Linked DNA regions of Homo sapiens: all the other regions are linked to region 3. Evidence: chromatin loops called from intact Hi-C (ENCODE). Cell type or tissue: endothelial cell of umbilical vein. All regions are shown on one strand. Region 1 holds the start of LOC107986154 (a long non-coding RNA gene). Region 2 overlaps LOC105374235 (a long non-coding RNA gene). Region 3 overlaps LOC105374235 (a long non-coding RNA gene). Region 4 has its middle 3.1 kb from the start of LINC02015. Region 5 has its middle 270 kb from the start of LINC02015. Region 6 overlaps LOC105374235 (a long non-coding RNA gene).

The links. A loop is a pair of places that touch in the nucleus more often than their neighbours do. Peaks named below come from ENCODE experiments on the same cell type or tissue, not always from the same donor. Only the 100,000 strongest peaks of a DNase experiment are listed, where the experiment ranks them.
Region 1: a loop joins it to region 3, with 6 times the contacts of the local background. A loop is called at or near these places in 2 of 110 quality-filtered maps.
Region 2: it touches region 3 in a loop (4-fold over the local background); 3 of 110 quality-filtered maps call a loop at or near these places.
Region 4: a loop joins it to region 3, with 2.4 times the contacts of the local background. A loop is called at or near these places in 10 of 110 quality-filtered maps.
Region 5: a loop joins it to region 3, with 6 times the contacts of the local background. A loop is called at or near these places in 15 of 110 quality-filtered maps.
Region 6: it touches region 3 in a loop (2.9-fold over the local background); 2 of 110 quality-filtered maps call a loop at or near these places.

What each region holds. Positions count from the first base shown.
Region 1 is chr3:177,930,895-177,935,894 of GRCh38, reverse strand. It overlaps LOC107986154 (a long non-coding RNA gene), which reads left to right and starts at 1,603. Exons shown (of 3, transcript XR_001741024.2): 1 at 1,603-1,793. In endothelial cell of umbilical vein, no CTCF peak of the experiment used is centred here; DNase peaks (open chromatin) are centred at 2,814 and 3,344; H3K27ac peaks cover 1,987 bases.
Region 2 is chr3:178,168,194-178,173,193 of GRCh38, reverse strand. All of the region lies in intron 10 of LOC105374235 (a long non-coding RNA gene), which reads left to right. Among named protein-coding and RNA genes, the nearest start is that of LINC01014, 250 kb to the left of the region's middle. In endothelial cell of umbilical vein, no CTCF peak of the experiment used is centred here; a DNase peak (open chromatin) is centred at 2,323; H3K27ac peaks cover 2,405 bases.
Region 3 is chr3:178,323,495-178,328,494 of GRCh38, reverse strand. The region is part of intron 2 of LOC105374235 (a long non-coding RNA gene); the gene reads left to right. Among named protein-coding and RNA genes, the nearest start is that of LINC01014, 93 kb to the left of the region's middle. In endothelial cell of umbilical vein, a CTCF peak has its summit at 2,875; a DNase peak (open chromatin) is centred at 3,024; H3K27ac peaks cover 482 bases.
Region 4 is chr3:177,811,273-177,816,272 of GRCh38, reverse strand. No RefSeq gene overlaps it. Among named protein-coding and RNA genes, the nearest start is that of LINC02015, 3.1 kb to the left of the region's middle. In endothelial cell of umbilical vein, no CTCF peak of the experiment used is centred here; a DNase peak (open chromatin) is centred at 2,762.
Region 5 is chr3:178,081,513-178,086,512 of GRCh38, reverse strand. No RefSeq gene overlaps it. Among named protein-coding and RNA genes, the nearest start is that of LINC02015, 270 kb to the right of the region's middle. RefSeq lists a silencer at 1,338-1,632 and an enhancer at 1,338-1,632. In endothelial cell of umbilical vein, a CTCF peak has its summit at 2,108; DNase peaks (open chromatin) are centred at 1,402 and 2,522; H3K27ac peaks cover 2,216 bases.
Region 6 is chr3:178,252,904-178,257,903 of GRCh38, reverse strand. The region is part of intron 2 of LOC105374235 (a long non-coding RNA gene); the gene reads left to right. Among named protein-coding and RNA genes, the nearest start is that of LINC01014, 160 kb to the left of the region's middle. In endothelial cell of umbilical vein, no CTCF peak of the experiment used is centred here; a DNase peak (open chromatin) is centred at 2,403; H3K27ac peaks cover 921 bases.

The DNA.
Region 1 (5,000 bases), 390 kb after region 3:
ATAGAACTGTTCCCAAAGTTTGAGTTTTAATTAATTTTTTTAAAAACCTTACAAGGTGAAACTTAAATGAATCAATAATGCTAAACAAAGCAGTCTGCATTTCTATTAGTCTGGTTCTGGCTTCTCCTATCTCTTTAAAAAAAATATTTACTGTGCAAACTACAGGCAAAGTGAATTTTCTAAAGGACACCATTTTTAAAGAAACTGAAAAAATGTAAATTTTTCTCTTCTTTCACTTTGAATCTTAATAAGATCAGGTTCATATGATTACTACAAATATGAGAGGGAAAAAAGAATAGACGAAGGGGCAGTGAGGGGAGGAAGAGTTCTAAACCATTTCAGTGGAGTAAAGATCAAGTTCATTTTAATATAATTTTTAATGGTTGTTCAAACTCCTATAATGTACCCACACAAAAGGCTTCAGTTAATGTGTGTGTGTATTTTGAGCAGTTCCCCTCTTCGACCCTCGAGTTTAATTTCCGTCCTTCAAATGAGATGAATGGAGCGTGAAGCAGGTCATATCTCAATGCTGACACATGGGTTGCAGATAGAACTCACAGCCTGGAGAAGCAGCCAGTTTGGAGATTAAATCAAAGCAGCTCTGAATAGATGGGAGGTCAGCCAGGGCCAGCTTTGACATTTGATAGGACCTTGTGATCAATCAGGCCTTTCTTCACTCTTCCAGGCGTCCTTATGACAGTGGCCCTAAAAAAACAGATGGGATATGTTACAAAGTGCAGGAGAAGCACTAGATTGTGAAGGAGATAGGTGTCAATATTATCAAAGGGACAACTGTTATTTGAAGCAGCCAGCAAATGAGAAGGTCCTGCTTTGCTGCAATTGCTCCGCTAAAGTGTGCCTCTCATGATGTGAAATCTGAACCTTGGGAATAGTGAGATAATTTTTTAAACTGATTTTTAAAATTTCTTACCTCCTGTGTAAACTTTGAACATTCCTGATGTCATAAGATTAAATTTTAGCCAACATTCACTCTGTGGATAAACTGTATTTCCAACAAGGTCAAGCTTAGTTTGTGCTGTTTGTTTCTCTGCCTGCTAGGGAAGACATACACACACACACACACACACACACACACACACACATATCCCCCCACAGGACATGATAACCTTTGGAAGAGAAGAATTAAGGGATGTTAATGCAGAGCGCTTGCTGGGCAGGGACCTATGCGTGGTTTCAGGAAATCCCAGTCACGTCTCCAAGAAGGTCATGAAAAATGAATGGCCCCAGAGCACCACTGTGACAGACTGTTTTAGTGAGTGGTAATGGGCCATCTCTAGAATGAAAGGTTGTGTATTTATAACTGTGCAGGCCGCCGGGTATCACACCATTCATTATGCCTGCCTGATTTAAGGGAGATGCCTTTTCCGGGGGTGACATGGGAGCAAATTATTTCCAGGAAGATCACAGCTCTCTTCTCCCCCTCCACCTGCCTCTCTGTATGGCTCACCTCATCCCAGCAGTAAAACACACTCTCATGGTCACAAAAGCACATTCTCTGAATTTTTCTTGTCATAGAGCATTTCACAACTAGAGCTTATCTTACCCCAACTTGTATTGGGATGAGAGAGCTGGAATGAGGGAGCTTGCCTAAGGAGGGCTTAGACGAGGGAGGATACCACATTCTCACTCTGCTGTCTTTCCTCTATCAAGTGTCTTACTGGGAGGCTGTGGACCGATGCCAGGTGACGTGATAGACAGCTACTGGACTAATTTGCAAAGCGAATTTCTGAAGTCAGATTTTTTGCTTGATATGGATTCCATCTTCAGAGAAGGTAGCATCTGATTCACATTTTGTTTCTTGTTTACAGTGGTCTGGCATTAGTTAACTGCAAAATTACTCAACCTCTCAGGACTTTTTCTGATGAGAAATTAACCAATTGCACAAAATTTTGTCTAAGTCATTTTCCAACATGAATGCTTTGGGAATGCTTGAAATTCTAATAAGATAGGCACATGAAACAACCACAAATTCCAACCAGCATATCACATGTTATTAAAATTAATTATTAAGAAAAATTTCAGGAAATGTGTTGATGTAGCTATCTCAATAGAAATATGCAAAGTCTCATATTATAAAAAGAGTATTTAAATCTGTCAGAAGAGTTATCATAAGGTAAGTTGTTTTAAATAAAGGATTTAGATCATTTAAGGAGTTACATAAAAAAATAAGCTTTATATTTCACACTGGTCTGTTGAGGAAAAGATACATATAACATACTTGGTTTTCAACCAAGTTAATTCAGCTGCCACTTTAACATAGCTGTAATACATCAATGGTTAAAATAAGATTTCTACAACCGTGTTTTCATGGTCCGTGTCACAGGCGCTTTTTTGAAGAGATGGTACAGTTATTTTGATGATACTTTCCAGAGGGGTCAAAACACATCTGAGAGACCTTTGGATTATCAAATGTGTGTGTGTATTTAATTTACGCAAATTGTGCCCTGATTCTGGCCCCCAAGAGCTCAGATGTTTGTGAGACTTTAGAGACTATTTACAGAGAGGCACTTTTTTTTCTGAATAATTTTGTCATTGAAATGTGGCAAAAATCTTTCAAAATGGTAATTCTCCCTAGAAAGCTAATCCTTCAAGAGGTTTTTTTTTTTATGTCTCAGAGAAAGCTGTGTGTAATCAAAAGACTCTACAAAATACATGTTGGTTTTAGTCACTCTCTATAATTCCATTTAACTATTGCCAACTCCAAATACAGCCACAATTTTCCTGTATCTTGTGCACATCAGATAAAGAATGCAGAAACAATTGGCAGTTGGCAGTTAAGTAGCCAAAAGAGGAAGGAAAAAAGCTTTGCTAGTGTTTTCCAATTAATTTCTTTTCAAGTGAAAGTTTGAAAAGAAAAAAAAAATAAGAAAACTGGAAATGACCTAAAAACTCTGGTGTGATAAGATAAACTTTGGCCTGACCATCACCCTGTTTGACTGAATACATAGTCTAGGTATGAGAAACATGACCAGGAAAACATGGAATGTATTTTCAACAATTTGTAAAATTATGCTGAAGCTTTAAGAAATATAAAGGATTCGATTTTGAAGAAATTAAGTCTGTTGGAAAATTAGTGAGGGAAGAAAGCAAATAAAAATAAATATTTCATTAATGACTTTGACCACAATTTTATTTTTAAAAATTGTGCTAATGCCAAATTCTTTTTTTAATCTGATTTCTCAAATAGAACAAAGACACTTATTAATATCAGGAATTTCATCATATTTTATATTTCAATTGTCCCTTTTAAATAACCAACAAATGAGTCAATGTTTGTCAGAATGACCCAAATGCATAAAGCATTTAGTGAACACTCTGGCATGTAACAGTTTACCAAACATGCTAGCCCCTGTTTTCCCTTAGCGGAAAACAAACAGTGATAGTCTTGGTCACAGGCATAGCCAGGGAGTTTTTGTTCCACTCCATCCAAATGCCTGTTGAAACCCTCTGATTTCTCTCTTAGAATTCATGTACTCTTGATCCTGAAAAATCAATATAACTGACCACTTCAAGTATCTCCCACATTCTGAATAATGTTTAAGATTGCCCAAAGTTTTCTTAAAGGCAGAGGCTATAACCTGGTGACAGAGTTTATTTCAGATTGGGCATGGACTTCTCTCTTCAAAAATGTCCTGGGCTCACATGTGACAAAAGGGCTTCTCTGGATTCAAAACCCCTCACAGGCTGCATCCAGGAGGATATGAAATGGGCTCGCACAGGTTCTGTTTTGTAACCACTGGGCCATGGAGCGAATCCACTTATCACAGCTTATTAATTCATGCAAAGAGGCACAGGACATCTTCTTTGCCTAAAGTGATTAAGAGCTCAGGATTTCTTGAAGATAGGCAGATCTGGGTTCAAATCTCAGATCCACCTCTCACTGATGTATGACATTGGGCAACTCTCTTTAAAGGAGGAATAATAATGATGCCTAATTCAAACAATTGGTATGAGAATTGTCTAAAATGATGACAGAAAGCAAGTTTCAAAGTTCCTGTTACACATAAGCATCTCATAAAGGTAACATTATTATATATAAATCTAGCCTATCTTTGAGCACTCCAACCTGGGATAATTCCAAGGACCAAGGGAACACCATGCCCTCATGCCATTTTAAGCTATCGTTTTGTAATTAAAGAAAAGAATTAATCAAAAGATCAGTTAAGACAGTGGAGAGGTAGGAGACCAAACTTTATATTTCACGATATTTGAGAAATCAGATTTAAAAAGGAATTTGGCATTAGCACAATTTTTAAAAATAAAATTGTGGTCAAAGTTGGCACTCTTCAAATAGTGACTAAATAGTGACTAAAAGATTCATTGACAATGTCATCCTCTTAAACACAGTGGAATTGCCTTTTCACAAAATGTTGAATAATAGCAATTAGAGCATTATAGCATAGTGTATCCTCTAGAATATGAGTGTATTTTTATCCATTTCTGCATAACAAATTATCTCAACATTTAGAGGCTGAAAATAGCAAACAATTATTTTTCAAAAGTTTCTGTAGCTCACGAATCAGGAGCAGCTTAGCTGTGTCGTTTTGGCACAGATTCTTTCATGGGCTACAATCAAGGTTTTGGCTGAGACTACAGTTATCTCAAGGATATCTGCTTCCAAGCCCATTCACATAGCTATGGGCAGGTCTCAGAAAGTCTATTTTCAAGTCCATTTCCATGGGACTTGCCACAGGGCTGCCTTATGCTTTATAGCATGGCAGCTGGCTTCCCCAGGGTAAGTCATTCAAAAGAGAGTGAGAGAGAGCCTCCAAGATGAAAACTGCAGCCTTTTATAACCTAATCCCTCAATTACTGTCCTATCACTTCCCAGGTATTCTATTTGTTATATGTGAGTCAACAAGCCCAGCCCACACTCAGCAAGAAGGTATTACAAAACGATGTGAATACCAGAAGGCAAGGATCACTAGGAGCCACCTTATAGGCTGCCCACCACAGTGTATCCTCTGGTGCCCAATGAT
Region 2 (5,000 bases), 160 kb after region 3:
GGACACAAACAACATTGAAAAAGATTAGACATTACAATTTTCATGATTACTATTATTAGAATTCTTTTTTTTTTAAAGACAGAGTCTCCCTCTGTCACCCAGTCTGGAGTGCGGTGGCATGATATCGGCTCACTGCTACCTCCGCCTCCCAGGTTCAAGCAATTCTCCTGCCTCAGCCTCCTCAGTAGCTGGGACTACAGGCACCCACCACCAGCCCCGGCTAATTTTTGTATTTTTAGTAGAGATGGGCTTTCACCATATTGGCCAGGCTGGTCTCAAACTCCTGACCTTGTGATCCGCCCACCTCAGCCTCCCAGTGCTGGGACTACAGGCGTGAGCCACCACACCCGGCCTAGAATTCTTAAAAGCACTGATGAATAATAGCATCTTACCACTATGCACTTTTTCAGTGAATGAATATTATAATGATTATGAGTGCCCATAAGGCATATTTGAACATAGAAAGATCATTGTTCTGGTTATTTACTGCTGAAAAACAAACTACTCCAAAATTTATCAGCTTAAAACAATTCTCTTATATTGCTCATGATTTTGTTGGATTGAGTATTCAGGAAGACCTCAGCTGGGTGGTATATCTGATCCATGGACCATCCACTGGAACAGCTAGGGCTGGAAGCTCAGCATCCAATTCATGGAAGGGGCTACACAAGGATGTGAATTCCAGGAGGCATGGTTTGTTGAAGCGGGAACATTTGTGGAAACTAGCTCTCACAGTCATTATTTGCGTGGAAGTTGAGGATGACTAGTGAGTTAATTCCTTATACCCCTTTCAGCTCTTGGATTCCATATATCTAATTGGTACTTGCTTAATGAGGAGGAGAATGCTTTTGTTAATACCACTGCCTCTACCACCAGGCATTTTCAATGCTATTTCTGTTGGCACATTTTTATTTCATTCCCAGGAGAGGAAAGCAGCATGCTCTGCCCACTGCAGACACATTTGCCATTTACAAGCCTGTAAGTGTTATTTCACCACTTATTTCTCTCTGTGTATTAGAGTGTGAGTTCTTTCCCTATTTAAAATCAAATACTGTCCTGGATTGCTCCTCCAATATGTCAAATTTTAAAGATGAAAGTCAACTAAGATTTTTGCTATTTGAGTATGTGGCAATAGACATCAGAAACAGATTATGTAGGGAGATGAATGTAATTTTTTTCTTTTTTTTTTTTTTTTTACAAAAAGCTTGAAGGGCTATACTGAAGTGCTCATTATCTAAACATATTGTTAGAGATCAAGTGGTTTCTGTCACAGGGCTTAAACTTCTTTAAATTGCAACCTAATCTGCATAGAAAAAGAAGGTGACTTTTTGTATGACATTGGACTTCAGACCTTGGTCTTTCTGTTTAAGTATACACAAAATTTAAGATTAATCACTTTTTTGCATGGCTTTTCAAATGTGAGAACTCAACTCCCAACTTTCAGACTAAGGAATTTTCAAATTTTGCTCCAGGTATAATAAGTTCTTCTAGCATCCTCCAGGTTCTCAGTTGACTGTTCCAGGTTCTTGATTGTAATATGACAGTGTTTCTCCTTTCGCTTAATGCTTGAGTTGTGTGCTTATGCAGTTTCATATATTTCAGGCATCATCTATTTGTGTTCTTGACCATTGATAATTATCTTATTAATTCTGGTTAGATGTCTTATTTTGGCTAGGGCTGGTGGACAGCCTGTCATATGGCCTCACGGAATATATTCACCACAGCTTCATAACCGTGAATATTCATCATAGCACACATATTTGTGACATTTGAAACTTTTAAGTAAGACACAGATGTTTGAGCAGATTTCTTGATTTATACTCAGCTCACAATTATTGAGTTTAAACATAGTAAATGGTTAACCTCATAGAGTGTCCCCTCCCTGCCCCTGGGAATTCTGAGTAATTCTAGCCAATGCATTTTTTTGAAATTTAATTCAATTCCCATGATAAGTTTAATATCTTGCCTGTGCTGCCACTGAAGATAAAAACTCTTGTCATGCATATATGCATCATATATACCATTTTGGCCTATTTATATTATTTTAGATTTAATTTTTACTACCTTACTGTGATTATGAAGGACAATTAAAGCACCAAATGCGCCCTGTTGGCCCACTTACTTGGTATAATGAAACAAGTATTTATATTTCCCTCCGAAGTGTTTGGATCTACTTTAGAACCACCAGAAATCTTGCTAATTCATGTAGTAGAAAGAGAGGTTGAATGAGTCATGTCAAGTGATCCATGAGATTAATATAGACAAATATGTCATATCCTCATGCATGCAGCTGTGAATGACATATCTACTTTGCCATCTGTAAACTTAATGGACAAAATGTCCCAGTGACTTCTTTAGAGTTCAGAGTAATTCAGTTATCAGCAGGCACATTTCCTGTTGCCTAATACCCAAATCTAATTCCATGGGGAAGCTTTAGTCTGGCTCTTGGAGTAGGTAGAAAAATCTGCTAACCACATTATGCTCTTTCATAACCACATTGAATTGTACTGTTAGCTAACACTGAGTAAATGCAAATGTCGTATACTTTGAGACAATATATGCTTTATATGAATCGATGTTCATTCTTGCTACATTTATATTTTAACTCAGTAGTGAAATTTAACAATGCACAGTAATATAAAAACTATCATTTATTTCTGTGCTTAATAAGATCTGAAATAAACCTTTCTGTAAAGTAACTATATAGCATCTTTAATTTACATTTTATTTATGTTATGTAACATTTGCTATTTTTATAATGAATGTCATATTATTTGCTCCACATTGAAAAATATGTAGCATTTCTTCCAGGAATATCTATTACCTTTCTTACTATCTGTCAAATCAAAATCTTAATTTTTCTGTTGCTTCTTATGTAATTATTTCAATTTACAGAATAAAATTTCTAATTTTTAATACACTTAATTTATATAAGAATTTCAGCTTTACAGAAAAATTGAGAAGATAATACAACAAATAATTTACCTAAACACACACACACAGATACACACTGTACATACACTTTTCTCCTATTATTAATATCTTACATTAGTGTGGGTCATTTGTTATAATTAGTGAACCAATACTGGTATATTATTGTGAATTAAAGTTCATATTTCACATTAAGTCTCCTCTTTGTGTTGTACAATTCTCTGGGTTTTGACTAATGTATAATCTAATTTATCAATAATTGCAGTTATCACCCTGGACTTGTAAGAGCTATTGATCTTGTTATTATCTCTGCAGTTTTAATTTTTCCAGATATTTATATGGTAGTAATCATACAGTGTATAGACTTTCAACAGTTCCTTCTCTTATTTAGCAATAAATATTTAAGGTTTTTCTATTTTTTTTGAGCTTTATACCTCAAAGCTTTTTATTGTTGGATAATATTACATCATATGATGTACCATAATTTGTTTATATTCATTCACATATTAAAATCAACTTGGTTTCTACGAAGTTTTGGCAATTATGAGTAAAGCTGTCATAAACATTCATGTACATATGTTTTCTATTAATTTTGGTATATACCAAGAATATGACTGCAGCCTCATATGATAAGCACATTTAGCTTTGTAAGAAGCTGCCAAACCATCTTCCAAAGTGCCTATGGGATTTTGCGATCCTATCAACAATGAAGAAAAGTTCATGTAGTTCCACATCCTTACTAGTATTACTAGTTAATGTAGCTCCATATTTTTACTAGTACTTGGTGTGCTCAGTGTTTTGGATTTTAGCCATTCTAATAGGTGAGCAGTAGTAACTTGTTTTAATTTACAATTCCCTAATGACATATAGTGTGGAACATCTTTTCATATGTTTATTTGACATGAGCATATATTTGGTGAGGTGTCTATTCAGATGTGTTACCCATTTTTTAATCACCTCATTTCTTTTCTTGCTGTGTTCTTTTTCAATTGTTAATTCTTATGGATACATAGTGGGTGAATGCATTTATGGGGTACATGAGATATTTTGACACAGGCATACAATGTGTAATAATCACCTCAGTGTAAATGAGGTATCCATCACCTCAAGCATTTATCATTCCTTTATGTTACAAACAATCCAGTTGTACTCTTTTCGTTATTTTTAAATGTAAAATAAATTGTTGTGGACTGTAGTCACCCTGTTGTGCTACCACATACTAGATCTTATTTATTTGATCTCATATACTTTTGTATTCATTAACCATCCCCATTTCCCATCCAACCACCCACTACCCTTCTAGCCTCTGGTAACCATCATTGTATTCCTTCCATGAATTCAATTGTTTCAATTTTTAGCTCCCACAAGTAATTGAGAACATGCAAAGTTTGTCTTTCTGTGCCTGGCTTATTTCACTTAACATAATATCCTCCAGTTGCTTCCATGTTGCTGCAAATGACAGGATCTCATTTTTTATGTAACGGAATAGTACTCCATTGTGTATATGTACCACATTTTCTTTATCTATTCATCTGTTGATAAACACTTAAGTTGCTTCCAAATCTTGTTTTTTGTGAGTAGCACTACAATAACCTGAGAGTATGGATTTCAGATTATCTCTTTGATATACTGACTTCGTTCTTTTGAGAATCCTAGCAGTAGGATTGCTGGGACATACAGTACTTCTATTTTTAATTTTTTGTGGAACCTCCATACTGTTATCCATAGTGGTTGTACTAATTTACATTCCCACCAACAGTGTATGAGGATTTTATTTTCTCCACATCCTCACCAGCATTTGTTATTGCCTGTCTTTTGGATAAAAGCCATATTAACTGGGGTGAGATGATATCTCATTGTGGTTTTGATTTGCATTTCTCTAATGATTAATAATGTTGAGCAACTTTTCATATACCTGTTTGCCATTTATATGTCTTCCTTTGAGAAATGTCTTTTCAGATCTTTTGTGCATTTTTAATGAGATTATTGGTTTTTTTTTCCTGTTGAGCAGTTTGAGCTCTTTATTTATTCTGGTTATTAATCCTTTGTCAGATGGATGTTTTACAAAT
Region 3 (5,000 bases):
AGACCCACACTGGGTAGGCCTTAAGTTGATTCCTTAATTCACATATTTATTTACTTCATTAAACATTCATTCATTTTTTAAAGCACCATTTTGTGCAAGGCCCATAGGCGAGTTGGCTTTCACCTAGGTCCAGAATAGCCTATTTGCTGCACACTTGGTTCCCTTAGGCCCATCCTGCTCTTAGGGACAAATCAGGCACAGTACTCTCTCTACAGAGGTCTTCTCTGAATTCTTCTCAGCACAATGTTCCCGAAATGCTCAATCAGAGCTGACATGCAAGAAGCAAAAATGACCACCTCTGACCTAGTCAGTAATGGCAATAATATCTGAACAGCTATTGAGCCGCTGTGCTAGGCATTTCATGTAGTTTAGTTCAATTAATCTTCACAATAATCCTAACAATGTAGGTACTATTATCATATCTTTCTGGCAAATAAGGAAATTGAGCTCAGCAGAGTTAAATAGCTGGACTACAGTCACACTGCTAGTTAATGGTATAGCTGAGATTGAGCCCACGCAGTTTGAATCTAGAGACAGTACACTGGGAGGTAGTGCTGAGAAAGTTTTTTAGATCCAAGAGTATCAACAGAAATACCTACTAGTTCATATACAGGTGGCGCTGGTGAAAATGCAGTTGGCTTAAAAATCTTGAGTTCCACTTTCAACTCTGACATTCAAAACTGCGTGTTTCTTAAAAATTACAGTGGTAATGAATTACCTCTATCATGAGTTTTAAGAAACTCTTGAGTGATATGAAATAAATCAGATAGTACATAAAAGAGAGTTATTATAGTGAATAATATGTAATGGAAACTCAATACACATGAAGTTGCTCTCTTTTTTTCCTAAAGTCATAGGGGATGAATGGAGGTTTCTTATCTTTCTCTTCCTTCTAACTCTTAGTTTAGTAAACAAACTTTTTCTCCTTCTGGACATTTTTTTGGGAATAGAGTTTTTGCTCCTTGTTGGGATAATGGGAAAGAGGCTACATTGTAGAAGATGGCAATAAGATTTGTCATCTTTGTAGGAAAATCCACAATCACTACGATGGATTTTTTCCTATTTTGTGTAAAAGACTTGATACTTGTAAAATATATATTCTTCTGGAGTGAGTAGAAGCTGATGTTTTTGTCTGCCATTTACATTTTACTGTAAATTGAAACTTCTGTGAGATTATCTTTTGGAGGTCAAGATTAGAATGCATTGTTTATTATTAAGAACTTAGGTGGTATTAATATGAAAGAAAAGGATAGAAAGTATAAATGGAGAGTCAAAATAAACACATCACCCACTTCTGGTCATGCCTGATATGGTCCTGCATCCATAGCTGCCTAATCTGAAGATGCAAATAAATGATTCCAAAATATACATGTATGTATGATAGACAACAACCTCGGTGCATGGATATGAATGGCATGGCATTTTATGGTTGGAGAGACAGAAAGAGGACGCTCAGTCTAGGGTTCTATTTAAGTGAAATATACTTCAAAATTACGCCTCATTTTGAGTCTGACATCATTTTCAAAGGTTAGCTGCCTACTGCCAAGCTTCTGGAACAGCCTTGGGGTATACCTATGGGAAATGACTTAATACTGGTAATCATTCCTTTATCTCATCAAGACCAATTTATAACCCAGTGGTTTAGGAGTTCTTCTAAAGGCTAGTTTCAAACCCAGTAAATATGAAAGTTGTTTATGAAAGAAAAACTTCCTACCATACAAACCATCATTAATCATAAGCCTTGCCCAAGTAGTGAAGAGGTGAAGTCAATGAGGAATACTCAGTGCTGAAGGAAGGGTGGGAAATAGGGCTTAAAATGAGACAACATGAGTTCAGATGCCAGTTTTGCTATTTCACATCAGTGTGAAGCCTATATTATTTAACTCCCCTGAACATTTATTTGTTTAAAAAAAAGGGATATCTATGCTTTTTTTCCTGGATGGTTGAGAAACCTAAATTAGAAGAGTATGTGAACGTGCTTGGTATACTAAGATGACATGTTCTGACCCTGTCAGCTAAATATACTTGGAATTTTCTGCTCTATTCCAGAGGCATCTGGTATAGAAGTACTCTATCAGACACTTCTATAATCTCTTTATGACCTGGTGGCTTTCTAGGAAAGGGGTCTTTATCTGGCAGCTGAATTCAGAAAGCTTGTGACTGGTGCTAGTACCTTAAAGTGATGTTTTCACAGAGCACCATGAAGCTCAAGTTCCATGTCTGGTGTCCCTTTTCCTTGTGATTAGGACCACCACTCATGGTCAGTGAGAAACTTGGTGGTTCTTCTATCACTTATCTTCCTAGTAGGAGAAGCTATATTATGCAATGAAGATGCTGAACTGGAATTCAGGAAATTCAAGTTGCAAATTATAGACAGCCTTCTGGATCTTTAATTGTTTACTAATAAGCTGTGGAATAGGGAGGAATGGTGGCAAAAAAATGTTCTCCTATCTAATTTGTCACTCCCTGACTCTCTTTCTTATTCAATCTTGATGCCTTTTGACCTTCATAACTCCCCACCTTTCTACCTTTCTTGATATGTCTAAAAAAAAATTGGACAATTTTTCTTCTGTGTTTTATTTAAGACCTTGACTTCCTTTAGAGAAAGATCATGATGTAAATGTGAAATAGAATGTTATGCCTTCTCAGCCCATCTTGTTCCAAAAATATTATACTGTGGCTAAGACTATATAGTCTCTTCACATTTTTTCCCGTGATGCCGTATATGAAAATACAATTATTTATTTTAATTATGTATTCAAGTAAAAGAATGCTCCTCTAAATGAGTACTCCCCTAATGAGAATGAATGGAGTTTTAAAAACAAATCTTTTCCATGCCAGTTATCATGCTGTTTTCCTTTGTTGGTGATATTCAACATTTTCTACTCTAGAGGCCAGTATAACGTTAAAAATGAAAATCTTTTTTCTTCCATGATAAGATCTTAAAAACAAAGTCCTTAAAACAAATCTCACATAAAACAGAAAAAAAGAAATCTCTAACCACAGAAAAGTACTTGTAAAATGAAGATAATCCAAAACAGAAAGTCCAGGGAGAATTAAACAATGATTGAGGTTGGTAGATGAATTAGGGGCACAAAATATTTCTTCAAAGTTATCTAATCTGGGGAACAACAATATATAACCAGTAGAATGTTGGAAATAATACAAGAAAAATGCAAAACAAAAGAAAGCCATCATGAAGTATCAGATAGAGTGGGAACAAATATTTATATGCAGATTCTAGAAGTGCTTCTATCATGCTTAAATGACAGTGATAGGAAAATAAAGAAAGGAAATACCTGTCTCTACATTTGGGGTATCTACACTTTATAAAAAATCACTGGTCTATTAAAATCCATATTCAACCCCTACCTTTTCATGCTTAGCTAATTACCTTGCCTCTTTCATCTAGAAAACCAAGGTCATAGCTATAATATCCTCCAAATCTTTCTTACATGTAACTCCACAAGCTAGTTTATATCTGCCATCAAATTCATTGCCTTCCTCTCAGTACCAGAAGAAAGGATGCCTCACTTTTTGTTTAAATCCAAACCCTGACCATGTCTGAGGCCACATCTCCTCTCACTCCTGCCAAGATTTGCTCCATTAGATATTCTGCTTCTTCAACTAATATCTTTCATTTTCCCCCACTCTCACCTCCCCACCCCTGTTCATTCTCCTCAGCCAATCCACCCTCACCTCCCCACCCGTTCATTCTCCTCAGCCAATAAACATGTTTGAACATTTCTTACCCCAAAAAGGGAAAAGAAACAAACAAACAAACAAATACTGTGTTTGCGTCTTGATTAAGCAACTGTTCGATCTCTCTGCTCTGTTCCTCCAAATCTCTGACAAGAACAGTCTATAATTTCTTCTAATTCACTCTTCAGTTTATTTCAGTCTAATGTTTGGCCTTACCACTCCTCTGAACCTTGCCTTGCTGAGTCACCGATAACCTTCTAAATGACCAATCCATGGATATTTTTAAATCCTTGATTTATAGGACTTTTCGTTGCACTTGCCACGGCAATTAAATCATTTATCTTGAACTTCCTAATCCCCTTTCTTTGGTGTCATTTTATTCTCCTTCTGTCTATACACTGGTAGTCTTCTTGGACTACTGTTCATCACCTGACACTTTATTTATGATAACCCACATATTGATCTTATATTTGAAAGTCTTCAGTAGCTCCCCATCACCATCAGATAAAACCAAACTCCTTAGCATGGGACAGCAGGCATTCCATAAACTGGCACCTTGCCTAAAGCAATACTTGAGCATAAAATTATAAATGTTTGTAAAACTAATATATTTTATATATATATAGCAGTAAATAAAAAGAGTTCTAAGATTTTAATGTTTGCAACTAATCTGAGTCTTTATGTTTCCGTGTGCTTATTCAAGTTTGGACCAGGCATCACAGTTTTTTTCTTGGAGAAATTAAGACTCTGAATGTTTGATTGGTATAATGTCATAAAATATAGCTATAGTGAATCAGTCTAGTCTACTCTCTTAATATAAGAAATGCTGTATTTTTGGCAGGGCGTGGTGGCTCACACCTGTAATCCCAGCACTTTGGGAAGCCAAGGCAGGCAGATCACGAGATCAGGGGTTCGAGACCAGCCTGACCAACATAATGAAACCCCATCTCTACTAAAAGTACAAAAATTAGCCGGGCGTGGTGGTGGGTGCCTGTAATCGCAGCTACTCAGGAGGCTGAGGCAGGACAATCGCTTGAACCTGGGAGTGGAGGTTGCAGTGAGCAGAGATCACCCACTGCACTCCAGCTTGGGTGACAGAGCGAGACTCCGTCTCAAAAAAAAAAAAAAAAAAAGCTATATTTTTGTCTATGGGTCTTTTGGGAGGTACTTACCTCCTATAACAACATATGACTAAGTTTTGGGTGTGGAATCTCTTTTTTGTCATTATCATGATAGTCCAAGTATTTTCTTGAAAAATAAAAGACTAACAATGTTGCATTTATTGAGCCTTACATTTG
Region 4 (5,000 bases), 510 kb after region 3:
GTATTTTATTAATAGTTTGAATGTTAAGTGGCAACCACATTCCAAAAACCCTGAAAAATTCATAATTTCTTTATGGTTTTTAAGAGCTTTGCTTCTTGCCATGATACTTTCAATAGATTTATAAGTGTAAGCAATTCATTTTTTTTTAAAGAAAGTAATGGATATTTATTGATTTCTTAATATGCACTAGGCACCCTATTATAATGTACTCTTTTGTACTAAATCTACAAAAATGAATAAAACATGTCCTTCCCTTGTGTAACTCAAGAGTCTGGGTGATGAGACAGACTCCTACACAGAAAATACAACACAATATCAGGGGTTATAAGACAGTATTTTGTGCAGGATTCTGTGGGGGTAGAAGGAAGGGGCCCTTAACTCCTAAGGAGATTAGGGAAAAGCTTCCTGGGGAAGATGATGCCTGGAACTAGAACTAGAGGGAATCATAGCAGGTTTTTCAAGTTAAAAAAAAAAAAGTTTGCAAAACATTCAAGGCAGTGGGTACTGCATGATTAAATATTCAAAGGCATGAAACAGTCTAAAAGTTTTAGAGCTAAGTAGGTTAAAATGAGGCCGGAGAACAGAGAGAAACCAGGTGATGGAGACCCTGAATGTTACACCTAGGAGCATGAACGTGACTCAACAGGTGTTGCAGGCTGTGAAAGTGGTTCAAGCTTCTAACGCCATAGTTGCCCATTAGTTTCTCTTCTGGTCTAATTTTGCAATTATTTACATAGAAGATCTTTAATATAAACCTTTGTTGAGTTCAAGGCCACATATAAAAATCAGAGAGAATGATAGCGTCAGTGAAACAAGCAATATATAAAAGAAGCAGGAACACTCTCTAGCTTCCTTCATGAGTAAGAATAATTGCCTTAACTGTTTTTGGCACTAAGTCCGTTTTCATATGGCATTCTATTTTCTAGAGTGACTTTGTGACATAGATTAGGCAGATATCATTTTTTCCACTACAGTTGAGAAAGTTGCCACCAAGAGAGAGAAAGTCAGAACAGTAGTAAATGGCAGAAGAAGAAGATGGAACCAGGTCTTTAAGCTGCAGATGCTTTGCTCTTCTCTTTCACTAGGAAATGGAATCTATGTTAATGAAATTCCTTGCCAAATTTAAGAGGTAATTGTTGATAACGAATGCCATAGGTAACATTACCCTGACACACACGTTTTGTAAATTTGTCTAAACTAAGTTTGCTATGTATATGATACTATTAATAATGATTAAAAACTAATAATTTATTGAGCACCAGAAAGTGACTATTTTTCTTCCTTTGTTAGTGTTTTCTTCTACAAATTTTCTTCTAAGAATGGTTTTAGCTACATCTCACAAATATTGATATTTTGTGCTTTTATTATCATTTAGTTCAAAATATTTTCTGACTTCTCTTATAAGTACTTCTTTGATCTATGGGTTATTTGGAAGTGTGTTGTTAATTTCCAAATATATGAAAGTTTCCTTGAGATCATTTTGTTATTGATTCCTAATTCAGTTATACTGCGGTCAGGGAACATACTCTGTAAGATTTTAGTCTTTTCAAATTGATTGAGATTCCTATTAAGGTCCGGAATATGATCTAGGTGAATAGTCCATGAGTACTGGAAGGAATGTGCACTCTGCAATTATCAGGTACAGTGTTCTGTCAATAGTGATTAGGTTCAGGCAGTTGGTGATGTTCAGATATTCTGTATATATAGTCTTCCTCAATTTTTTGTCTGCTTATTCTGTCAATGAGCAGACAAAATTACTGAGAGATTTCTAGAACATCTAACTGAAATTCTAGATTTATATGTATTTTCCTAAAGTTATGCCAGATTTTTACTTCAGGAATTATGAAGTTCTTTTATTTGATGCCTACACATTTAAGAGTTTTATGCCTTACTGATAAATTGGGCCTTTTATTATTCTGAAAGTATCCTCTTTACCTCTGGTAATGATCTTGGTCTGACAATCCACTTTGTCTGATATTAATATAGCCAGGCCAGCTTTCTTATGTTTACTTTTGGCATGGGTTATCTTTTGCCATACTTTTAGTTTTAGTCCATGCTATTGCCCTTACTTGCAGCACCCACTGGGGATGTAGAGAGTTGGAAAGAGTGCTGCTCCATCTTTAATGCAGAAACAACAGCAACGAAGGACATATGTATCATTTCCAATGCTATTTACTCCATTCCACCGTCCTAATTTCATTTTCTTCAGGTGGAAGAACTTCCCTGAGTACTTCTTACAGCTTAATTCTGCTGGTGACAAATTCTCTCACCTTTTGCTTTGTGAAAATGTCCGGTAATGCGGGTCCACTAAAGATGAATTCTGAATTCTCTCAACTTCTGCTTATGTGAAAATGTCTCCACGGCACCTTTAGATTTTATTTTTATTTTTTAATGACAATAAGGAAATAATACATGTGTCAGGTAATGGATGTGCTAAATACCCTGATTTGATTTTACACAATGTACACATGTATCAAAGAGTCACACTGTACCCCATAAATATGTACAATTTCACCTTTATTTTTGAAGGATATTATATTAGTTTCCCATTGCTACCATAAAAAATGACCACAAATTTAACGCCTCAAAACAGCAAAAATTTATTATTGTACAGTTCAGAAATCCAACCTGGGTCTCACTGGGCTAAAATCAATGCGTCAGCAGAGCTGTGTTCTTTCTGGGAGCTCTAGGACAGAATCCATTTCCTTGTCTTTTCAAGCTTCTAGAGGCCACCTGCATTCCTTGGCTCATGGCCATCCTCAAAGCCAACAATGTCACATCTCTCTGACCTTTCTTACATAGTCACGTCTCCCTCTGGCCACAGCTGGGAAAGATTCTCTTCTTTTAAATACCCATGTGATTGTACTTGGCCCACCAAGATAATTCAGAATAAATATATCCATCCCAAAGTCTGCAACCTTAATCACATCTGCAAAAGTCCCCTTTGTCATGTAAGGTAACATATTCACAGGTTCTGGGGATGAGACTATGGTGGACATTTTGAGGGGAGGGGAGGGGGCCATTATTCTGCCTATCACAATATTTAATCAGAGTATAAAATTTAAAGTCACAGATTTTTCCCCTCCTTTCAACACTTTTAAAGTGTTATTTCATTGTATTTAAGTCCCCACTGTCTGAGAAAGCAGCTATCTTTTGTAACACTGCTCTTTCGTACTAATAATTACTTTTCTCTTTAACTTTGGTTTCCAGGAGCTTGAATATGTTATGCCTAGGTGTGGTTTTACTTGTAGCTATCCTTGTGTTCAGCCTCTTGGATTTGTAAGTTGATATGTCCTTTGAAATGTAGGTATTTTTTGGTTTCTACTTCTCAGATACATTTTCTACTCAGTTCTCGTTTGCCCCTTTCTCTGGGATTTCAAATCCACATATCTTGCACCAGTCAATATTGAGACCAGTCACTGAGACCACCACTCTACCTGGCTCCTCCTCCCTGCCCAGTGGCAAGGTGCCCCCAAGGGAGAAAGCAGAGCCCATCGTGGCACTAACTTCTCAGGCTCTCAGTACTACATTGACTGTTTTCCAATGCCTGGAAAAAGTTACCTCATGCATTTTGCTCAGTTTTATAGTTGGTTTTTGGCAGGAGATATGGATTGGTACCAGTTATTCTGTCATGGATGAAAACAGAAGTTGCCAAGAGTAGTTTTTAAAGAACAGTTTATAAGCTGGTCTTACGGTCAGAATAGGAAATCAACTTTTCTCTGACGTTCTTACCGGCGGTTCAAGTCACCCAAGCCATCTTTCCATTTCATAAAATTGACAGGCAATGTCATAGATAAGTGTAGGTTAAGGATTGTTCTAAACATAGTAATTTCATGGCAATAATAGATGAAAGTTTTGCAGATTTGCATACAACTCCAATATCAAAATTTTTTATCTTCTTTTTATTCCAAGGCAAAAGATATTTTTACAAAAATCTCTCATAAACAAATTTAGAGACAACCACAATATTGACACATCTCATCTATAATTTTGTTCCACCAACCGAGCAAAGTATCTGTACTTCTTACTGTAACCAAAAAGACAAATAGATAAAATTCAGTGCTCACATTTCAGATAGCTTACAGATGCAGTAAAAAAAAAAATTACAGAAAGAAATCAACAATATAAAGTGAATTTATCCAATTTACCAAACACCATTACCCTTTCCAGCTACTGTGACCTCTGACTCAACATGCAATTGTTAGGCATCTATTTTTCACAAACCACAATGCTAGGGGCTGTACCTTGTATGTGACTGGATTCTGCCATAGCCAGAGAACAGTCTTTAAAAACAAATCTTAGTTTGGACACTGGTTTCACTGTAACCTAGGAATTTAACCTCCTTGGGCTTTCACTTTTAGCTCTCGTAATATCAGCCTAAACATAACTACCCTGTATGGTTGTGTAAAGTTAAATGCAATAACTTCACACCAGCACCCCCTTTCTACCCACAATCCCCTAGAAGTTATGATTAGGATAATTATCTTCAGTCTGTTACCTATTGAGTTCTAGCATTCCTCTTAAGTGGCTCTTGGGATGGCAGAAGATATAGACACTGTTTAAACCTTTTATCTCTTTATTGTATTCTGGGTTGACACAAATTTTTTAAAAATAGATTCCAGCCTTTTATTTATGTATTTATTTATTGGAAAAGACATTTAAGCTAAGTGCAGTGGAGCACACTTGTAGTCCCAGCTACTCAGGTAAGTGAGGCAGAAGGATCACTTGAGCCCAGGAGTTAGTTGAAAGGTAGCCTGGGCAACATAGTGAGATGCCATCTCAAAAAAGAAAAGGAAAGAAAGGAAATTTCCTACTTTTCTCACTATTATTCATGTCTCTCTAGAAGCAAATACTTGTAGAAAAGTTAGAGATAAGGGATAATAATCTTCTTCCTCTTCGCCTCCGTTTCAGTCTCTCTCACCTCTTTTCTTCATGGATGAGTGAGCTCACAATTCTCCCTTCAACATAGATACTTTACAGGAGCAAAATGAGGAAGTAAA
Region 5 (5,000 bases), 240 kb after region 3:
ATTTTGCAGTTCCTTAGGAAAAAGTGTTAGCCTTCTAAAAAACAGCAGAGTGTGATTGGTCCTGCACCTAGCCCTGGTTCTTGGTGGACTTGGTTTGCTTGCTTATTCTTATCATTCCATCTGTCTGCTTAATCCCCTATCTGTCTCTGCTTCTCTCTTTATGTGGTATATGCCAAAGAGTACTGTTCTTCTGACACATTATCTTCCTCCTAGAATCTGCAAAAAATCACTGATTATCCTTGATTGACTCATTCATGACCTTAGAAGGGACTGGAAAGTCAGTCTCTGCACAGAAGAAATATGCCTGGATATGCAGCGGGGATGGAAACGGGATTCCCATATGTTATTCCTCAAAATTCTCAGAGTTGATCATCCTAATTTAACATTCCCTTTTTCTCACTCCCATTGCTGAGGTGAAAAAAGAAACTTAGTCATCATTACATTAATTCCAAGTGCTTTCTGATCATCTTGCCATTTTAACATGCTTTGTCCCATTTTCTCTCCCACATGGTGAGTTTGAGTCTTCTGAGAGAACTAACAACTTCAGAGCCTTGAAATGTGCATCCACCACACAAAACTATCTGTAAATACATTGTTTGTTTTGAACAAACCTTCTGTTCTTTTTCTATTTGATTAGTAAGAATAATCAAACATCTAAATAAAAATCATTGTCTGTTACCACTGGAGAGTGTCCAATCCAGTCACAGACAGCTTGGAAGGCTGGCAAAAGGCACCATGCATTGTGCTGGGGGACATCCAAGCCGGCATGGAGGGACCTGTGTGCCATCTGCCCTCACCACTTCTGCTCGGATCCCAGTCCTATCATTTTAATCTCATTAGAACAAGATTCTTGTAAAGCCAAGAGATGAGATTTAGCTGCAGCTCCCAATTTCACAAACTAAAGAAAGCCTCACAATGAGGAGACCAGCTTCTTGAAATAGCTTGAACAACCTCTCAGCTCTCAGGTACAAAGCTGTGTCTCAGTACTGCATGTTCAATAAAGGGTGGAGTACCTTTTCTCTGTGATTTACTTTTCCACACCATGAGATTTGGGAGGAGTTGAAACCTTTCAGGTTATAACTGTATGTTCTCCATGCACGGTGCTGGAAGATGTTATGTGTTAATTGTTTGTTGTTTTAGAGCAAAGCAGGCCCACTGAGAAGCTGTCCCTTTAATATTTGTACAGCTGCATTTACCAGGAAGCAAAGTTCATGAGAAAAAAAAAAAAGCTGAAACCCTTTCTTCACAAAATAAAAACACATTATTGACACCCTATTTAATGACAACATTCAACTGTTTTTTTTCCATCTTTATTTCCCCTCTAAGGCCCAGCTTATTGGCTCATTATGTGCCTGGAACATGAAGGATGACAAGGAGATGGAATTCTGGCTCAGCAGTTTGAGAGCCCAGCCCCCAACTTGCTCAGCCCTCCCCCCTCCTCCTCTCTTGCTTTTCTCTTCTCTCTTCCCCCGCTCTCCCGCCTCCTGCTGCAGATCTCTTTCTGCTGCCTGGCAACCGCACCACAGGCAATGTCACACAGGATTGCTTATTACAGCTTCAGAAAAATAAACAGGAGGAGGAAATTTCTTGCTGTTACATTAGAACTATTATGTACAATGTTCCAAAGCCAGGTAATTCCAAGAGTGATATTATAGTAGAATTTTGCACCATGGTGCCTAGGTCTTTCTTGCATAGATAGAGAGAAGGGTGAAGGAAAAATGAAAAGAGAGTTTTTCGATGGCTTTTAGCCAGCAATGTATTTAATACATCCATTTGGTTGGCACAGACTTCGAATATAACTATTTCTGAGCTTTGAGGACTTGAGCAAGAAATGTTACAGTTGTTATTTGAAAAGTGCAATGTGAATATGAAGAGTAAGCTTCTACTGCTTACCATTATTATCTTCACTCATAATTATCGTGTAGATGGTTTTCACTAGACTTAAGGGCATCACGTCTCATATCTGGTAAGGCAGACAAGACCTATCTTTCCTTTAGTATCATTTATTTGCTTACATGAGGGTCTTTTTCTTTCTTTAGACATTCCCTAAATTTATTGCTTCCAGCAGCTGACAATGATTGAGCACATTTTTGTGTCCCCCTACTGGATAAAATGAGCACAAGAGACCTGGTGGCCCTTCCAGGGATCACACTATCACAGAGAAGATTAACAACTAAACAAATCACTAAAATAAACTCTGCTAATGCATAAAATGGAAAAATCTTTTTCCATTTTCTACTCAGGATTCTATGCCTCTCTGCAACAGGAATGGTTCTATATCAGGATTTTTTTTTGTGTCCCATCTGTTTAGCCAGGCAGTGGAAGGAAGCAGGTTTCTTCCTAATTCAGTTTCCTGAGTGTGATATCCAGGGAGCATAAACACTATTTGAAGTGTATCCCTCCAGAAATCTAAACTCATCTTTAACCTGATTGTAAAATACTTCCGAGTTCCAGATCCCTATCCTTGTTGACCTGAGTCGTTGAAAACAGACTGGCCTATTTACTAGGGTAAGTTAACTACAAATCATAACAAAGACTCCATCCTTGACCTCTTCTTGCACATGAGTCAGCTTGAAAGGCATGGGTCCCCAGTGCAAAATCACAGTATGTGAATGTAGGGAATCCTAGGCATAATGGGTGATTGATGTACGTACCCTGACAGGGCAGGGCAGGGCAGGGCAGGGGTGGTGCCAGGGTGTCTAACAGGACTAATTATCGGCAAACAGTAGGTGTTCAAGGTATGGATGAGAGAAGTCAGTGTAGAATCATTTGGTATGACATTGGAATCAGTGACTGTCACCAAGGAAAATTATTGTAAAGAACTACACAACAGTCTCAGATAGCCAAGGTTCCCTGCCCAGAGTTCTGGTTAAGGCTCAATTTTTAGAGTGGAATAAAAAAGAAAGAAGTAATCAGATACCCAGGCAGGCAGACTGGGCCAAACACAGATGGGCTAGATGGGAGGGCCTCAGCCTGATGCCCCTTTCACCAGCCAGGCCAGAATATTCACCTTCAGGACCAAGAAGCACAATCTCACTATCTCTGGCCATGAATGCCCCTGCTCACTCCGAGAATTCAATAGTTTGGAGACTAGATGAGACTTCTGGAAGGCACCCCTTGCTTGTGGTGTACAGGGCATACCAGGCAGATGTTAGAGAGGAGAAGCAAGGCAGGACTACTAGCACTGAGGTCAGGAAGCTCATCCAGGGCACAGGTTTTCATCAGACCCAGATCTGAATCTCAGTTCTGATACTTCATGATTATATGAACTTGGGGAAAATTACTCAAGCTCTCAGAACCTCAGTTTTTTCATCTATAGGCTTTCAATGAATGTCAGTAATAACTGTTTGATTAAAATTACTATTATACTTTAAAGGACCAAAAACCAATTGCAGGGAATCTTTATAATATGAAAGCAAAAATAGGAAGCAATTAAATTGTTCTATCTACATTTATGGGATTGAAACATGATGATAAGTAGAATTAATAACATTAAATGGCATGCTTTCAAGAATTGAAATTGTAGAATATATGTCAAACTCAAAGAATTTTCTTTCTCTATGCCTTCCTTTACCCCAAGCTTGCCTCCCATATCACAATATGTGCACCTGCTGCAAATATTAAGGACTTTGTCTTACAGGCTAAAACTCTTAGGCCAATAATCACACTACGTGACCTGGTAATTGAAAGTTGTGTGGAGCACACACAGAAAGTTTCTATGAGTTAACCATCATAGAAAGCTTTGCTGTATACTGTTATGGTACATTTTTCATACACCTCTAGGAGGTGAAAAACTCTGTGTGTTCCCTCTGTGACCAGCCAGGCAAGTTTAACCTGTCCGTAAACTTTCAAACAGGCAGTTTGCGAAGAATTCCAATTCCATTTAGGGAAATCTCTACTTTCATTCTAAGCCTCATTCGTCCCCCTCTTATTGTCTTCCTGGGCTTCTGGCCTGCTGGACTCTGTCTCTGCTTTCTTGCCTATGCTTTCCACTTGGTTCCAACAATAGAATGTGTTAGGAAGATTCCACTTTCAATTTAAACTCATCCCTACCTTCTCCATGGTTGACAGATTATCTCACATGACTGAGCTGTGGTCTTCAGGAACTTAGCATCAGGCACCTAAGCACCTAAATCTGATTTTCCATTAGTGGTAAATCAGGCAGGCATGTATCTATTTTTCTCAAAGTTATGAAAGAAATTACAAAACCCCATAGCCCAGTATTTTTCAGAGGAGTTGAAGGAGCAGCTGCATCAAAGTCACCTAGGGGCTTATTAACAAATCAGGATTTAGAACCCAATCCTGGCTTTACTAGCCAGCTCCCCCAGGCAATTGTTATAAACATTAAAGTTTGAAGCTCATTGCCATAATCTCTTGAAGATTTGGACCAAAAAAACCCTTAAAAGTGAATAAGTGACAATATAAATCCAGTTTTTCAGTAACAGTTTTTTTTTTTGTTGTTTTAATCCCATCTAGCCAGACTTTTAGGAAGGGTTTCTGTGTAAGAATATAGATCTATCCTTTTTAAAGTTAGCAGACCATTGACATAAAAACAAAATAAAGCAAAACAAAGAGATTCATGAAGGGTAACAAACAAGACACATAATATATTAAATTATCCTATTTACTAAGGACTCCTAACCAGTCATCCATTTATTCAACAAATACTATTAAGCGGCTATTTTATGTCCTAGGTGCTGAAAGCATCGGACCTTAGTCTAAGCAAAACAAAGTCAGCCTTCTCACTGAGGTTCCATTCTGGTGGGGGAGGCAGGCAATGGATAACTTAAAAAATAAGTATTTTCAGGTAGTAATAAGTGCCTTGAAAAAGAGTGAAGCAGCACTGGAGATAAGGCAGGAAAAGCTGTTTTGGAGGGAGAAAGGGATGGGGAAAATCCTCTGAAAGATGTGAAAGAGGATCCGTACGGAGATAAGAGGAAAGAGTATTCCAGGCAAAGAAAGCAATGAGTGACAGGCCATGAGGCCGAGACTGCACTGGT
Region 6 (5,000 bases), 71 kb after region 3:
TGGAATATATGAGGCAAAAGAGAAAACCTCGATAATTTATCACCATTTCTATCTTTGTCAGCTCAGGCTGCTGTAACAGAATATTATAAACGGGGTGGCTTAAACAACAAACATTTATTTCCCATGGTTCTGAAGACTGAACGCCTGAGATCAAGATGTCAGCACAGTTGGGTTCTTGCTGAATGCCTGCTTCCTGGTTGACAGGTGGCTGCTTTCTCCCTGCATCTTCACATGGCTGAGAGCAGAGAGAAAAAGCAAGCTCTTTTATGTCTCTTCTTAGAAGGGCACTAATCCTATCATGACAGTTCCACCTTCATGATCTCATAACCACTCAAAGTTCTCATCTCCAAATACTATCAAGTTGGGGATTAGTTAATAATATATGAAATTGGGACGTGAGGGGCACAAACATTCAGTCCATAGCAATTTCTGTCCTCTGGTCCTGAGGTGCCTAGATAAGCTGTCTTCTTCCTTCTACCTTTCAGATTCCTTTTAAGTTTCTTTCATATGTAACACCCAGGGTACTTAATTGTACTTAGCAGGATAAAAATGGAAAAGTCTATCTATTCTATCTTCCCAGAGTTGAAAGTTCCAATTTATGTGTGTGTATTTGCCATTTGTATGGCAAATGTTTGGTGAAATGTTCAAATCTTTTGTCCAATTTTTAATTTATTAATGTTCCATTGTTTGTTGTTTGAGAATTCATTATATAGTCTGAATACAAGTTCTTTGTCTTATATATGCTAGAAAATTTTCTCTCACTTTTTTCATTCTCTTAAGAGTACTTTTTGAATAGCAGAAGTTTTATGTGTTGATGAAATTCAATTTTCAATTTGTTTTTTATGTATCATACTTTTGGTGTTGTATTAAATAAATCGTTGCCTAATTTAAGTTCAGGCTAATTTTGTCTTTTTCACAGAAGCTTTATAGTTTTAGGTTTTGCACATAGATCTATTATCTATTTTGAGTTTACTTTTTGATATGGTGTGAGTTACAAGTTGAGTTTCATTATTTCATATTGATACCCAAGTAGTCCAGCACTATATCTATTTCCATTTTGTCAAGTCAGTTGCCCAGAAATGTCAGTCTACTTCTGAACTCTCAATTCTGTTTCATTAATCTCTTTTTCTATCTTGTTGCCAATACTACACTATTTTTTATTACCATACTTTATAATAAATTTTGAAATCAGTTGTTACACAGTCAACATTGTTCTGTTTTTCAAAATTGCCTTGACTATTCTCTGTCGTTCATATTTTCATATGAAATTTAGAATTAAATTGTCTATAATTTTAGTTACCACTTGTGTTTATATACATAAACAGACACACATGCATATACAAAAAATATACAATCACAAAAAAAGAGACATTTAGTTTATATTTACCATTAATCTAAAATTGTTTCTTTGTTTACTATTGCAACTTGAATTCGACTCTTCTTTTCTGGGTTTATTTTCCTTTTTACAGATATAAGTCTTTTAGCAGTTTTTCTGTGACAGTCTATTTTTTATAAAATATCCTAGTACTTAAATAACAGAATATGTTTTTATTCATTCTCAAAATATATATTTGCTTTTCATAGAATTTGATGTTGATGGCTAATTTTAATTAGCATTTTGAAGATATTTTTCACTTTTTTTTTGGAGATGTTTGTTACAGGCAGGAAGTCTACTTAATCCTGTATCATCAGAGTCTAGAACCCACACAGCAATTTGAATAGGAAATATTTAATATATAGAATCCTTAACTACCACAGAAAATGGAAATATCAAATAATTGAATGGTGAGAAGGAAAGCAGAATATAAAAAGTATGGGAATCACAAAAATAAGACAGATTCATGAATGCTGGGGCTGAGATAAGCACTCAACAAAGAGACATCCCTTTACCCCCAGGGTTGAGATCCAGACTTTGTTGAAATGGGCACACTAATGACTCACTGTATGACAGATGTTTTGGTGGTGCCATGCTGATAGAACTTGCCAGAAATTCACCCTCTAAGATGCAGAAGAAAGCTGCCTATGGGGAGTTACAGCATCAGAGACACTCTGCTACGAACCATCTGTATAGTAAAGATTTAATTTTACCAAAGAGAAGTCTAGCCTTTGCCCTTGGCTTATGGGACGCATTCTCTAAAATTTGGAATGTCCTGCCTGAAGAAAGTATCTTACCACATTCGATAGTCTTACAATGTGATTTATAGTAGAAACTTTGGGCCATGTGGTATCAGCTTGACTTCTGGAGGAGCTAAAAATGAAGGTGGTTAACTATGTCTCTGTTACTGAGCTCCAATAAAATATGTGGACACAAAGGCTTGGGTGAACTTTCCTGGTTGGCAATTTTCCCAGCATATTTGTACGTATCATTGCTGGAAGGAGTTAACATGGACATAACTTCACTGGGAAATGACAACTGGAAACTCTGATTCATGTATCGCTTCCCTTGGCTGATTTTAATCTATATTATTTTGCTGTTGTACACCATGTATTAGTCCACTCAGGCTTCTGTAAGAGAAAGCCATAAACTGTGTGGCTTAGAGACAATAAAAATTTATTTCTCACAGTTTTGGTGGCTGGGAAGTTCAAGATCAAAGGACTGTCATATTCAGTGACTGGTGAGGGCTCAATCACTGGGTCATAGATGGAGGACTATCTTCTCACCATGTCCTCACAAGCTGGAAGGGGTGAGGGATCTCTCTAGGGTCTCTTTTATAATGGCACTAATCCACTCAGGAGGGCTCTATCTACTTCATAACCTAATCACATTCCAAATTCTGTACCTCCTAATACCATCACATTTAGAGATCAGGATTTCTACATATGAATTATAGGGGGACAAACAAACATTTAGTTGATAGCAAATCATAATTAGTGTAACAACTTTCAGTGAGTTTTATGAGTCCTTGTAGTGAATTATAAAACTAATGGTAGTATTGGAGACTTCCAAACTTGCAATTGGTGTAAAAAATAAAGGTGGTCTTGTAAATTGTTCCCTGATTTTGCACCACCCAAGAGGGATGCCAAAAGAAGCTGCTGGCTGCTGGGTGCTGCTGACAACTGGATACTGCAGGAGCTGGGTGCTGGTGAAGCCATCTGTAACACAGAAACCCAGTAGTGGAGAAGCTGCCTTCATTGCATTGCAAAACCTAGGATCCAGGCAGTGAAGCTGTAGTTGTTGCAGGAGTCATGTTCTGGTGAAGTAACCTGTGTTTGTAGCAGTAGCTGGGCATGTACTGCCTGATGGGAGAGTACACGGAACTCAGAATGAAAACCTCTACTTTTTGCTGTCTCTCCAGTATCCCTTACTGACAAATTTTAGCATCATTCCAGTGGACAAAGGAAAAAATGTAAAGGGTCAATCTATGTTTTTGCATAGCAGATAATACAGGGTAAATTTGAAGCTGAGCAACTATGAACAGATAGCTATCATTGTAAGATTTTAATTTCTGTCTAGGGTATGCATCTGTTTTCTTTGATGAGTTTTAAGTTTTTTAAAAAACAGTCTACTGTTTTACTATAAAGTTTACTGTTTTACTATAATGTTTCTAGGCTCCTTCTCATTCCTACCTTCTTTCCTTCTTTCCTTCTTTTCTTTCTTGTTGACGCTTGGTTGGCACATGACAGGAAGTTCAATCTAAGGATACATGCTTTCATTTAACTCAAAAAATACATAGGCATTATCCTTTTACTTCAATCTTATTCTTTCTATTTATTTCTTCTAGGACTGCTATTAGAAGGATTTAAAGTTTCTCTATCTTCAATGTCTCTTAAGTTTGCATTTATTTTTTCTAATTTCTTAATCTCTCTGTGATACATTTTGAAAATTTTTCTCAGTTCTTGATTCCAAGTACATTTTTTTCTTCCTATGAGCTAGTCTACTATATGTAGTCGAGTGATACTTTTATGACTATTCTTAATTGAACTTTGAATTGGTTCATTTTTAAACCACCTACTCATATTTATACATCTAATTTTGTTGTCTTGAATGTCAGTCCTTATTCGCCCATTAGAGATTTTAAAAATACAGTACATTCACTTTTTGGTTTAAGCTTGTCAGATTATTGCTGTGGAATGTTTGTAGAGCATTTTTCTTTCTTATATGCTCCATTATTTTTGTTTTAGTATTGAGTTTAAAATACAATTTTTTAAATGTTGAAACTTCCTTCAAGATAATTACTGATGTGCTTCAATCTTGACTCATGGAAGCTGATGTTGTGAACAAGCTCTTATTATTGTTTAAAATTTAGTTTGAACCTCCAATTGCAAGTGTAGAGCAGTATTTTTCAATCTTCTTTTTTCCCCCATAGACAAATCAACTTATTTGAATTCATGTGGGAAACTCCACTAATCAAATATCTAAACTGTCTTTATGAAGAAGATAATGCAGTTAAGATTATTTTCCACTTTACTTTTTCATCTTATCTCTAGCAAATTCTAAATTCACATCCTCCCATGCATCACAGTTCTAAGGAAGAAAGCTTGTGAACTATCATCTAAAGATTCTTGCATATTTCGTAAAAAAAAGTTTACTAAATATGTATATATGTTTAGTATATTGACATAACTGAAACATTCTGAAATCCCTGGATGACAGGCATCACATTGAAATATGTGCAGAGAATTATTCCTAGAGAATCATTTCAAGACAGGCAATTTTTCAGATGTAAAGTGTGCAATTTAAAATTAAGTGTTGAGGGGCTAGATGTGCACAGATATTTACAGAAGATTTTACATATGATATTATAGAAGAGTTTCTAGGAGATGTTAATGAAGCCTCATTTCTCAGTGTTACATATTAGACAAGGAAGAATTGCAGAAAAAAATTATTAGTTGCCAAAATGGTGTGACCAAAATATTTAACTAAAAAATTAAGCTTTATTGAATCTATTACATTGATATGTTTTCCCATTGCTGCTTTGTGTGAACATTGTATAAATAATTCTGCAGTCTGTTTAGTTAGAAAAGCTGATGGTAAACATGTACTATTATATAACCTCAGG